Regions from separate parts of the Homo sapiens genome. Here region 2 is linked to region 1. Evidence: chromatin loops called from intact Hi-C (ENCODE). Cell type or tissue: mammary epithelial cell. All regions are shown on one strand. Links, peaks and the distances in the headings refer to the core of each region. The heading gives the core; the rest is flanking DNA.

Evidence for each region. A loop is a pair of places that touch in the nucleus more often than their neighbours do. Peaks named below come from ENCODE experiments on the same cell type or tissue, not always from the same donor. Only the 100,000 strongest peaks of a DNase experiment are listed, where the experiment ranks them.
Region 2: it touches region 1 in a loop (5-fold over the local background); 5 of 110 quality-filtered maps call a loop at or near these places.

The regions. Positions count from the first base shown.
Region 1 is chr11:80,162,533-80,168,466 of GRCh38, forward strand. No RefSeq gene overlaps it. Among named protein-coding and RNA genes, the nearest start is that of LINC02720, 600 kb to the right of the region's middle. In mammary epithelial cell, for the core only: no CTCF peak of the experiment used is centred there; a DNase peak (open chromatin) is centred at 3,429; H3K27ac peaks cover 54 bases.
Region 2 is chr11:81,234,645-81,240,578 of GRCh38, forward strand. No RefSeq gene overlaps it. Among named protein-coding and RNA genes, the nearest start is that of LINC02720, 470 kb to the left of the region's middle. In mammary epithelial cell, for the core only: a CTCF peak has its summit at 2,681 (motif pointing left); no DNase peak of the experiment used is centred there.

The DNA.
Region 1 (5,934 bases), core at 1,256-5,255:
TTCCAGCCTGGCTTTGTTCTGGCCAGCCATCGTGGTATTGTGTAATAGTAACAGTTAAAGGGTGAGCAAAATCCTGCAACAGCTCTTATTATAATTATAAACAATAAAACCATCTTCATCATATGACCCGCAGCCTGTGGCTAAAGGCAAGCCAAAGAAACAAACTAACAGCTCAATGGGAAAAATAAATGCTATACGTGATTGGCACATTTAAGCCACAGCAATTCTGACAGATTATTACTGGCTTCTAGTGAGACAAGTAATGGCAGTGGGATGTCAGAACACTTCATGATGGTGGGAAGTCTAACCTTCAGGGCCAGCAGCAGTACACTGAGAGGGGGTGAACTGGGCCTTGAAGGGAACCAAAACCATACCACAAAAGAAATGTTTAGCTTACAGAAAATAAATGGAGGAAACTGATCTCTCCCTTTGATTCCTGAGAGCCTGCATTTCTTGCATGCTCCCAGCCGACCTCCAGTCCCAGATATGTATGTACAAAAAACACTCTAAAAATAAAATAAAAAGTCACCTGGAGAACAGTATGTCTCTGAATTCTATGTGACATAGATAGGCTCACCCTTTTAAACCTGCTGTCTCTCTCTGGTCTCACCAGGCTCCATATCTCCAGGGCAGTGGGCCCCAAAGAATGCTGAGTGTGGTTTACTTGGCACACGCCCTGTACTAGGAATCTCTGAGTCAAGTGACGTATGGGATTCCTGCCTCCTTGCCCCATCCATTACCAGCTTCTTCACTATGGAAATGTGCACTAGAGAAGTGAAAAGGGAAACACAAAGTGAAAATGCAGAGGAACACAAATTTCCCATCGCTTGGAACATTTCATCCTCTCTGGAAGGCAAGATTAAAGGTGGCTACAGAAGATTCTTTCCTGAGAAGGGCAGGAGTTATTTCACTAAGCTAAATTCAGGACAGGAGATGTACCTGTTTTTGAGAGGATATAATAATCACTCAAACTACTCTTCTGTGAAAAAGGAATCAGCACTATAAAATTCTCCAAAGTCAATGGGTCCATCTGGAGTAATTCCAGGTTGTCTGTGACATGTTGAAAACAAAGAGATGACCAGCTTTCCTGTGTGATTAATGACCTGAAATATGCCTGGCTGTTCTAGCGGGTCACTCAGTGTCTCAGTCAGAGATAAAGTGCTAACCTCTGCAGTCTTGGTTGCTTCAATGCCAGTTCTGTCTAGTATTGAAAAGTAGAGATAACAGCTTTCTGTTTGTCAAAGATGCCCAGAAATGATTCTGGGTACATTGTTGGCTAGTGAGCTCTCTGTCCTGGAAAAACTTAGGGAGATACTGGGAGAACTTTTGAAGGAAACATTGTTGAGGAGATCCAAAAGGAGGGGGTTTGGTTGGACTAGGCTTTCACCTCCTCTTCACTTCTGGCCTGAGTTTTCATAGGATTCCTTGGGGAACTTAAAGTTCAATAGACTTTATAACCAAATGACCAAGCGCTAACTCTAGGCCCTGTGCTAGGGCCATGGGATTATGAAGATTGACTAGACAAAATGCTTTCCCTCAAGAAGATGAATGCAGTCAAAAAGAAAGACATGAAGAGAGACTATTCTAATGTAAAGGAGTGATGTGGGCACTGGGGAAGACTGCCACTCCAGTCATCTTCTTCCCTAACCTTAACATTAATTGTGTGTGTGTGTTTGATTAACATATTTGATTGATGAGGAAATTAATCAATGGCCTTCAATGACTTGCTCATTACAACACCGGGGCTAGGACTTAAGTCTAAAACATCTGATAGATACTAAAAATGAGAGTCTACATCAAAAGTATCAATGGGCTATGTACTTGCTTGTGTTTCATTGTCTTTTCAGAAATGATTGCTCTACCTTCTGCAATTTAAAGGTTTTTCATCTTAACTACAAAGAAAGAAACAGCTTCTTCTGTAAAACTATCATGGGAAATGTGTCAGAGCACTGATTTCAGGACCCCCTGCACGGCTTTTAAACAAAAAACCAATAATCAGCCCATCCTATTATGTTCTCCTATTTCTACATTTGTGAAATGTAAATTACTTAAATGGATTCAGTTCTCATCACTGTCCACCTTCACTGCTCAGAGAAAGAGATCTCCAGTCCTTCACAGCTGCACTGCCTTCTCCATTCTACACAGCTGCTTTAGCTGTCTTTCATGTTTCTTCTTTCCTTTCTCTTGGGAAGAGTTAGCCATTGCTCCAGAGTGCAGTATCTTTCCAGTCAACCTTATTATATTTGTCTACATCCTCCACTAGATGGGACTATATATGCCATATTCACCCTGTATTTCTGGTGGATAGCCCTGTGCCTGACATGTAGAGGTTGATAGTTTATTGAGTAGTTCTGTGTTAAGAAAAATATTATGTATTTTAAGGTAAAGTTGCAGAACTGATGTGAACATTCACATTTGTAATTCATTTGATATGAGCACATTTTATCTTAGTGGGCACTGCACACTTTCGGACTGAAACCTTGTTGTCTGACTGGGATCCACATAGCTATTTCCTTTGGCCTGTACCCTGGCTTGTCTTTTCTATCACTTCTGCTTTCATTCTCTGAGCACTCACTTTCCTATTTCATCTTCTAATCTTGAGATGTGCCATTTCTGTCAAATTTCTCCAACTACAAATAGTTTTTCTATGACTTTCAGAGCATAACAGGTATTTTGGATGGAGATGTCAAATACAAGCACATAGCAAAAGCCAGTCTTCCTTTCTCTCCCAAACCAGGCCCCTGAATGATGCTCTCACATAAAAGAACCAACTCAGGAAAAATAGGCACTCTCAGGCTTTTCTTATCATTTCAACTGTTCAGTTGGACCAGCCTCATATCAAACAAGTCTTCCCTCATTGATAAGAGCTAGGGCTTCACAACCATGTGGACCTGCGGTTTAATCCTGGCTATACCACATTCTAGCTCTATGACTTATTAAAAGGTTAAAAACAGGAGATGTGTATATATAGCTAGATAGATATAGATATATATTTGCTTCTAAGCTTGACACATATTATATAACGAGCTCAAACAGTGTTTACTTTTGATTTATTTCTCAATCCACACCCCTCACTTGTCTCACGCAGAAAATTCCTGTGATAAACAGCAGTTATATACACAGAAAACTATTCACTCCCCTGGAGGTAAGAAGGTATATTGATACCCTTTTCAGAGACCCTGACTTATCCCTCTTTATAGATAATTTCACAAGAAGATGTGTAGTTTGGCACTGATATCCTTATCTTTTGGCACTTTCTTCTTTCTTCTCCATCTGCCCCACCCTAGGGTCCAACAAGCAATAAACATTCACTGAGCACTTACTGCATACCAGCACCCATGCCCTGGGATATGTGATGGCTAGGAAGACATCATCTGGGTCCTCAAATGACTCAGAGTCTACTGGTTGAAACAGTCATGCATGTAAACTCCAGAGATCACGTGATAGAAATGGAATGTTGGAGTGGGGAAAGCCTGGAGTCAGGGAGACCAGTGAGCAGGCTTTTGTGAAAGTTGGGGTAAGAGATGAGATGGTCTGAGCAAAGACAGTTACACTGGAAAAGGAGATCTGGGTCTGAGAGTGATTCCTGGGATGAGAGTCTGAGGAAAAATAGGATGTATACCTTATTCTTTAGATGCTAGCTTAGATAGCACTATGGATGGTGATATGTCCAACAAAGGCTAGAAACATGAAAAGAGAAACAGCTTTGGAATGATTGTGATGAAGCCAGATTTGGATACATGGTGTTGATGACTCTTGAAACTCAATTGGAGCTGTTCAGTGGGCAGTTGGAGATTATAATTTTGAACTCTAGGAAGCTCAATGCCTGGGATCAAAGTGAGCATTAGCATTCACTGAGTGTGTGATGAATAAATGACTGAATAATAAAAAACAGTATTCCCATTTTGGAATACATAACCTTCATCTTCTGTAATGAATATAAAGTATGTTCAGTCCTAAATAATGTATCTAAATTAACTATTTCTGGGTATACTGATGATTAACGTTTCATCTGGAGTATGCAGGGCTCACACAAGTAATAGGGTAAGTGAGATATTTCTACTATAATCAAGGAAACAAATCAGAAGAAGCATTTTAAAGTATAATGGAAAGAATAATACAGAATCATAGAGGTGAGAGGATTCTTACATTACTATATTCAATTCAGGACTTTCTGGCAAAACTTTCAAACTTGGCTCAGTCAGCACCTCCACTGTGAGGTCTTCTCTTATGTGATTTTCCTTTCTTCAGTTCCTATCCAACCCATGCCCTCTCCTAAAAGAAACAAACACTCCTTCTTCTATATGACTCCTGTTCTTGGCATGAGCTTAAAACCAGATATATCTTGGACTCGCCACATTTTAGTTGTATCACTAAAGGCACTTAAAATCTCTGGGCAATGATACTTATTCGTAATGCCATATACATGATACCTACTGGCCATTAAATACATGTAGTCAGAATAAATACATTTCATTTCATGGGGATATTATAAGAAAGAGAGACAGTACTCAGAAAGCCCTTGATGCAAAGCAGGGTCTCAATGACATCTACAGAGTACTGTAGCTGATGTGTCTATTACTGTATTCATCCCACTCTTTTATAGTTATTTTGCATTACTTTGCTGTCTCTCCCTCAATTATGAGCTCCTCATGGACAATATTGTTTATTCATCTCTGTGTTTATAGTGCATGGTATTTACTAGGTACTCAGCGATTATTGGCTACAGTGGGCCATTGAGGAATGGCTGGAAGTCCTTACCTTTAAGATCCACAGCACTGGGTAAGAAAGGGAGAGTCAATGCTAGACAAGCTGAAGGAGTGAGAGGGAGAAAAAGAGGGAGGGAGAATCCTTAACACCTATAATGGAACTCATTAAAAAAAGAGACTATTCCAAGAGCATCCTCACCCAGGAACTCTGTGACTCCTGCATTCTCAGTCTTTCCCCCTGCCCAGCTATTGAGCTAAGATTGCTTATCTATCAGTGTGTGTGTCCTAACTCCACAATTTAATGATCCATCTCAGTGGCCCTTCCTTTCTTCCTCTGGTGCTCTCTTGCCTTGCTGCCTTTGCCTTTGAGCTCATGGTCACACTTTATATAACATAATTACAGATCAGTTTGACTCCTCAGCTCCCAGAATGCAAGAGGTTACTCTTTTAATTGCAGTGAGTTCTTTTAAGTTCCCGCTTATTTTTAATTATGAATGCCTGAAGCTGGCTGGCCATGGTATTACTTTCAGCTGTGAAGAAAGAAATAAGCCCAAGAAGCAGAGAAGAAGTAATAGAAATCCCATTTTCATGCAAATTGCCCCGGTGACAAAGAAATGTGGAGAACAGAGACTTATTCCTGCATTCCTGAGAGGTGACACTGGCCTTTGAAAATGTCCAGCTCCACATTTAGAAGCGACTTAGAAAAAACTGGCTCATTACACAATAGTTACAGGCCCCAAAAAAACAGTAACTCAACTCCTTTCCTATGTTTGTTTCATTTCTGATATTTTGATTGACAGGATGGGCCTTGAGCAACACTTCTATGTTTTAAAAAATTCTGCCTTCAGGAAACGAAACTCCTCAGCCTAGCACCTAAGACTTTTTTCAATAAAGAGCTCCAGTAGCTACTATCCATAAGTAAGAATCCTCTTTTCTCACATTGCCCCTGTGGTTGCTACAGGCAAACATTATTATTATTTTTTTTCCTATTTGCCTGGTACAGCATTGAACACCACAATTATGACCTTATCATCATTATTATTATCATCTAATAATCTTAAAGTATTATTAATTTCAGTTTATTACATTAAACTGTTTATTATTAGAAACCAACTTTTAATTGCCACAAGTCTGCCCGGTCCCTAAGTGTATTCCTGCCAAAGGCCCCCATTACTGCCAAGTTCCTCATTACTAAAATACAGACCAGCTTGGGGCACCTTCAAGA
Region 2 (5,934 bases), core at 826-4,825, 1.1 Mb after region 1:
AAAACACATTGTGCTGCCTCAGGTCTCAGTGCCTTTCTTTGTATATGCAGTTTCCAAGACTTAGAAAAATGTCCCTACAAAGCCTCCACACTGCAGCTTAGACCCAGTGCAAAAGCCACGTCTATGCTTTGTGAGGACATTCTCCTCGTTTCCCTAATTTCCTCTTCCCCCTTTTAAATTCGTATTTCCAAGGAGAAAGCAGAGTACTGTTTGGGAACCCAAAGCTATATATTTAAATTATGGATTTACTACTTATTGCAACAGAGAATGTAATCAAATTATTTCGTCAGAATTTCAGTTTACCTGCAAATAATGTAGAGCATGATGCAATGTAAATTATAGAGTTTTTTAGGTCTTAATGAAATATACAGATAAAATTTTTCATAAAGAGACTAATGCACAACAGATACTCAAGAAATAATGGTGCTCTTCCTTCACCCACTTCCCCCAACCTGTGAGCTTGCTACAATAGCAAGTAACTCCTCCTGCTTCTGTATGTACGTACTGACTACCTGAATTGATAGGAGGCCTAATGAGGTGCTTATTATTAATAAGGAAGACTTATTTATCTTCCTACTCTAAATCTGGCAAAATACTGTATGTCTCCAATGTTTTTATTAAATATATCAAATAAGCTAATGTTTTATTAACTATATAAAGTAAACTAGCCTTTTCCCCCAGGTTTTCTTTTGCTTTTTGCCCAAATGAATTCATATACTCAACATAAAATTTAAAAAACCCACAGATATAATTTCAAACCATGCTTTTACTTTAACATATTTCACTGTCCTTTTTGTTTCATGATCCTCTTAATTATTGCTGTGATGAGTGCTTATTATTTCATCAAGCTGATGTGTCATACTTTCACAACTTCTCAAATATTGTTGAGTGTTCAGCCTATTTCTTATTTTTCATTATTAAATGACACTGTAATGAGCATCTTCATGCATACCATACTGTTTTTTGAAAAATATTATTCATAAGATGAATAATATTCATATTCATTATCAAGATGCATTGATGAGTCAAAGAAAGTGTGAACATCCTTCTGACTGTTGAAATAACTTTCCAAATTGTTTTCAATAAGATTTGCACAGTTCATTCTGTCACCAGTGAGGTGTGTGTATGCCAGTTTGCCATTTTTACCAAAATCTAGTAAATTTCCATTAGATCTTGCAGTAAGTAGACACCTACTGTTGCCCCCATCCTTCTATGGGGGCTACTCCTACCACTACTCCAAATATGTGACTCTAATTGGAAGTCATTTGCTTACTTTAACCCTGTCTTCTTAGGCAGAGTTAATTGCTCTAAGTATCAGCAACTGGGCCAATATTCCTCACTGAGCATTTTTCAAATTGATAATGAGATAGGGACTCAATTTCTTTCTTAAGCTATGAAATAAATGTTGTAAAGCTGGAACTCTTATGTTTCTCTCCCAGATGCTTAAAACTTAACAAATTTGGCTCTTTTTTTTTTCTTTCAATATCAAGTCAAATGCCACCTCCTCAGAGAGGACTTCTGTATGTACCCTATCTAAAGATGTCCCCCTGTTCTATCATTTTCAACTTATTCTCTGTCCTAGTAGTGTATTTTTATAGAACATAACAAAAATTACTTATTGCTAAACCATTTATTTTTTCTCTCCTTATCTCCATATTCCCCATGCTCTTCTGTAATAGATAGAAGAGGAGCTTCAGGAAAGCAGGTGACTTGTTCACTGCTTCATCCTTAGCACCTGGAAAAGTATCTTGTGCACAGTAGGGTGTCAATAACTATTTGTTGAATAAATGTGTGAGATATTCAGTTCTATATCAATAAATCTGAGCTGAAATTACTTCACCAAAAGAATTCTGATTCTAATTTATACGGACCTAAAATCTAGCTTTGCTCAAAGACTATATCTGACTCAGTTTCTTTATTTGTCCATGGCTTACACAATAAAATTCAGGTAATGAAAGAATATAACCTCTTTTTCCAATGAGAAACTTGTGGGAACTTCTACAGAAAAAACAAACTCTCTTGTAATCAAGGCCTCTCACCAGGTTCCACCAGCCATTTTTCATGCCGTTAATTCTCTGCTCAATTTCATTTGGAGGAAAGGAGTTTTACAACAAAAGCTCACTGCAGAAATTAAAACTCAAACTGGTTGCCCCCTGTTCATTTGCCACACAATATAGGTTTCTGGTGACATTCAGCTAATTAATTTTCTTCATTATTAACTACCCGTTATACATGGCCATTATAATGGAAACACATTCAGCCTGTGCTGCACCCCTTACAAGCAAGGTGGTTGTGTAAAGGCTCATTAATATAAGTGAGCTGGGGCAGTCTTCTTTTATGAAGTCAGAGTAAAGTGGAGTTTGAAAAATATTGCTCAGAATCAAACAAATTGCTGAAACAAAAAACATGCTCTGCTGAACTGTAACATCATTTTTTTTTTAGGGTAGAAGGAAAAGTTACACAAAATTAGACAGTGAATGCAATATAGGCATTCTTTATTTTTATTCCTCCAGATGCACTGGAGGGATGGCAAAAGAAAAGAAGTTAAAACAACTGTCCAATTATTATTATTTTAAAATTAACACCCACTTGAATTTGTTTAACTTGTCAGAAGCCTCTGTAGAGTTTACACTGTGGAAAGCCTTTCACCATTGCTTAATCTGTAGTGACATCTGGTGGCCTGAATTACTCAAGTAGCTGGAATAAACACTTCATTATACATGTCTTTAAAGACTCCCTAGTGGATACATGTCCTTATTTGGCCACCATTAAAGATGCATTAATTTTTTCTTGGATTCTAATTTTGTGTGCATGTGACATGGGAGAGAATGAAGGTATAGCAAAACTAATATATGAAGACTACAGTAATGACTTACTTTCGTATTAAAATAAAAACAACTTTAAGATTCTTTTCCATTTTCAAAATTATTTTGTTTTACACATTATATTGAACTACATTATTAAATGCACTAAATCAGTAAAATATTTAATACCTATTAATCATCAAGGACTGTGAATACTCTACCTCTTCGAATTATGATTAATTCACTCAACAAATATTTTGTTGAACATGTAAGCTACATTATCAAAAAATCTACCTGTAAATAAATTTGATTACTCTTATTTTAATCAGTAGAGACATAAGTACGTGATCTCAGTAGATTTCCTAGCATGCCAGTAAGTATTTTAACAGTCCCAAGCACATTTTTATCTTTTGCAGCCACTAACACGTCAAATATATTTTTTGAGTATTTGGCAATTATTCAAATATATTTGCCAATTGAATGACTACTGGTAGTATTGTATATTTCCTATAAATTAGTTGATTATTAATAGAATAATGAGGCAATATATTTTTCTACCATTCCCATTATCATTAAATTGATACCCTTTCAGTCTGGTTAAACAAATCAAGAACCTGGGACATACCTTTGATTCTTCTTTTTCCCACACTCTTAAATGCAATCCATTAATAATTTGTTACTTTTACTTCCTGAATAGATTTCAGACCTCTTGAAATATCTTCATTCATCATAAGTCTAGTGCCAGTTCCCATTATCTCTCAACAGGACTACCTTCAGGGCTAATTTCCTCATATTTATGTTCATCCTTTCTCCAAACTCCTCCACATTGCAGCTAGAGTAATCTTCGAAACAAAACCATGTTAGGTCAATTTCCTTATTAAAGCCCTCCACTGGCTTCCCATTGCTCTTCATAAAAGATAAAACTCTTGACTGATGCATGGTCTTATTCAATCATACACCTTCAGCCTCAATTCACACAAGGGCCTTTAACTCTGTAAATACATCATGACTTTCCAAACCCCACAACCTTTGCACATGCTGTTTCTTCTTCTTGAAGTACTTTTTTCATCTCTCTTTACCTAAAAAACAATCTTACTCATTTTTCATACATATGTTTGCAAGTTACTTCATATAAACCTCTCCATGTCCAAGTTGACCTCTCCATGTGCATTTAAATTCCCCAAATGTATCAAGATGTACCTTTTTTCCTATTTACCAAAGTTGTAATCTCATATTTTTTGTAGAATTTGATTAATATATTCTTCCTCTCCTAGACCGTAACCCTCATAGGAAACAGAAATCTGTCTGTCTTAATAATCCTTGTATCCTTAGCACCAAAATCAGGAACTGACATATGCACTGCAGTTGCTCATGAAATATAGGCTAAAATAATAAAATATATATAGAGAGAGATAGATATACATATATATAATTAATAGGCTGGGTGTTGGAGTTGAACATGCTTGAGTTCAAATGTTGGCACTGCTGTTTTTTTAGTTCTATGAAACATGACACATTACTCCTCACCTGCAATTAGGTTTAATAATATTTACCTCAAAGGGCTGTAGTGAAGATAAAACTAAATAATGGATTTGTGAATGCAAAGTCTTTGGCAATGATAGTTACATGATAAGTGGCAATTAGTATTATTAGTAGTAGTAGTAGTAGCAGTAGTTGTAGTATTGATGCATATCTAAAGAAAAATGCCTCAAATTATAGGGTATGGGCACTCTCAACTGCCTTTGTGATTTTGTAGGGCTTGTCAGCAGGGCCTTAGAGAAGTTTATCTGAGAAACTCTACACCTCACAGCAATCTTTTCTTAGGAGATGGAAAGCATGGAAGAAAGGTGGTAGAGCAACAAGAGTAGTAGCCAGAAATTCTACCTGAGAAGTAGAGTATAATAATAGGGAGGTGCAAGAAGCAGGTGAATTATCATTTTACACACACACATATATTCATGTATGTACTCATCTTTAACTAACCATGACAGCTTTAGGAGACATTGCTCTAGAAAAAGTATTTGTCAAAGAAGAATGGATGCTGCTCTTGCAAGGCTGAAGGCTTCAGATTACTGAAAACCATGGAAGAAGACCTCAGAGGTAAGAGATTCCCAAACTAGAGACAGGTGATAAAGGAGCAAGTTACACTTTCAGGTTTCAAACATTAGGTTGGGAACTTGGGCCAGGGAATCTCTACCTGCATCCTTATGTGTGTGTGTGTGTGTATGTGTGTCTGTGCATGTGAGCATGTATGTGCATATATATATATATGTCTGTTTTAATAATCATTTTGTGTATATATATATATGCAAAAGTACATTACAAATTATTCAGATTTAGATGTTTCCTTTGAGATTGTCTGTTTTTCTTGTTTTTTTGTATTCTGTGATTAAAAAACATTGTTTAAAGATATATATATTGGACTATTTAGAAAAACATAGTAACAATATGAAAGGGTTAGATCTACTGTACATGCTTTAAAGGTATAAGAGTATAAGAACCACAATAAATTGTGATAGATATATTTATGCTTGACTCTATATTCTTCTTTCCACACTTCATTTTGGGATTTGTCCTGGTTGTTCAAAGGTATATTATAAAAGCAAAAATGGAAAAAAGCCTGGCCACCCACAAAGATAAACCAGGGGAGAGAGAGTATTTAAATTAAATACTAATTTAAAAATCAATTACTGTGGTTTTTAGTTGAGAGGGCACAAAAAAAAAACCACATGTCTAAACCCCAACTTTTACCAATGGAAATAGAGTCTCTAGGGTATAAAGCTAGGGTGACTCCACTTTGAAGAAGTTCCTCAGTAATTTTAATGAGCATCTTTGTTTGAGAACGTAGAAGTAAAGGCCAGAAGAATTGAGTCTAGTGGGAATTATTTTCCTACCAGTTTCTTTGGTGCTTTTCAAATACGTTATGGCTTTTTTTATTTCTACATATTTTATTCTTGATGTTCCCTCAGTAGCCATTCTATTTTCCTCTCACCAGGGCTTTAAAACATCCTTTTTCTGTAAAGATTTCCTACATTCTTTAATCAGAATGAATCCTCACCTTTCTCTGTGGCTTTTGTCTTTTGATATCATTACAGCAATCATTCTACTCTGCCTCACAATTCTTATTAGT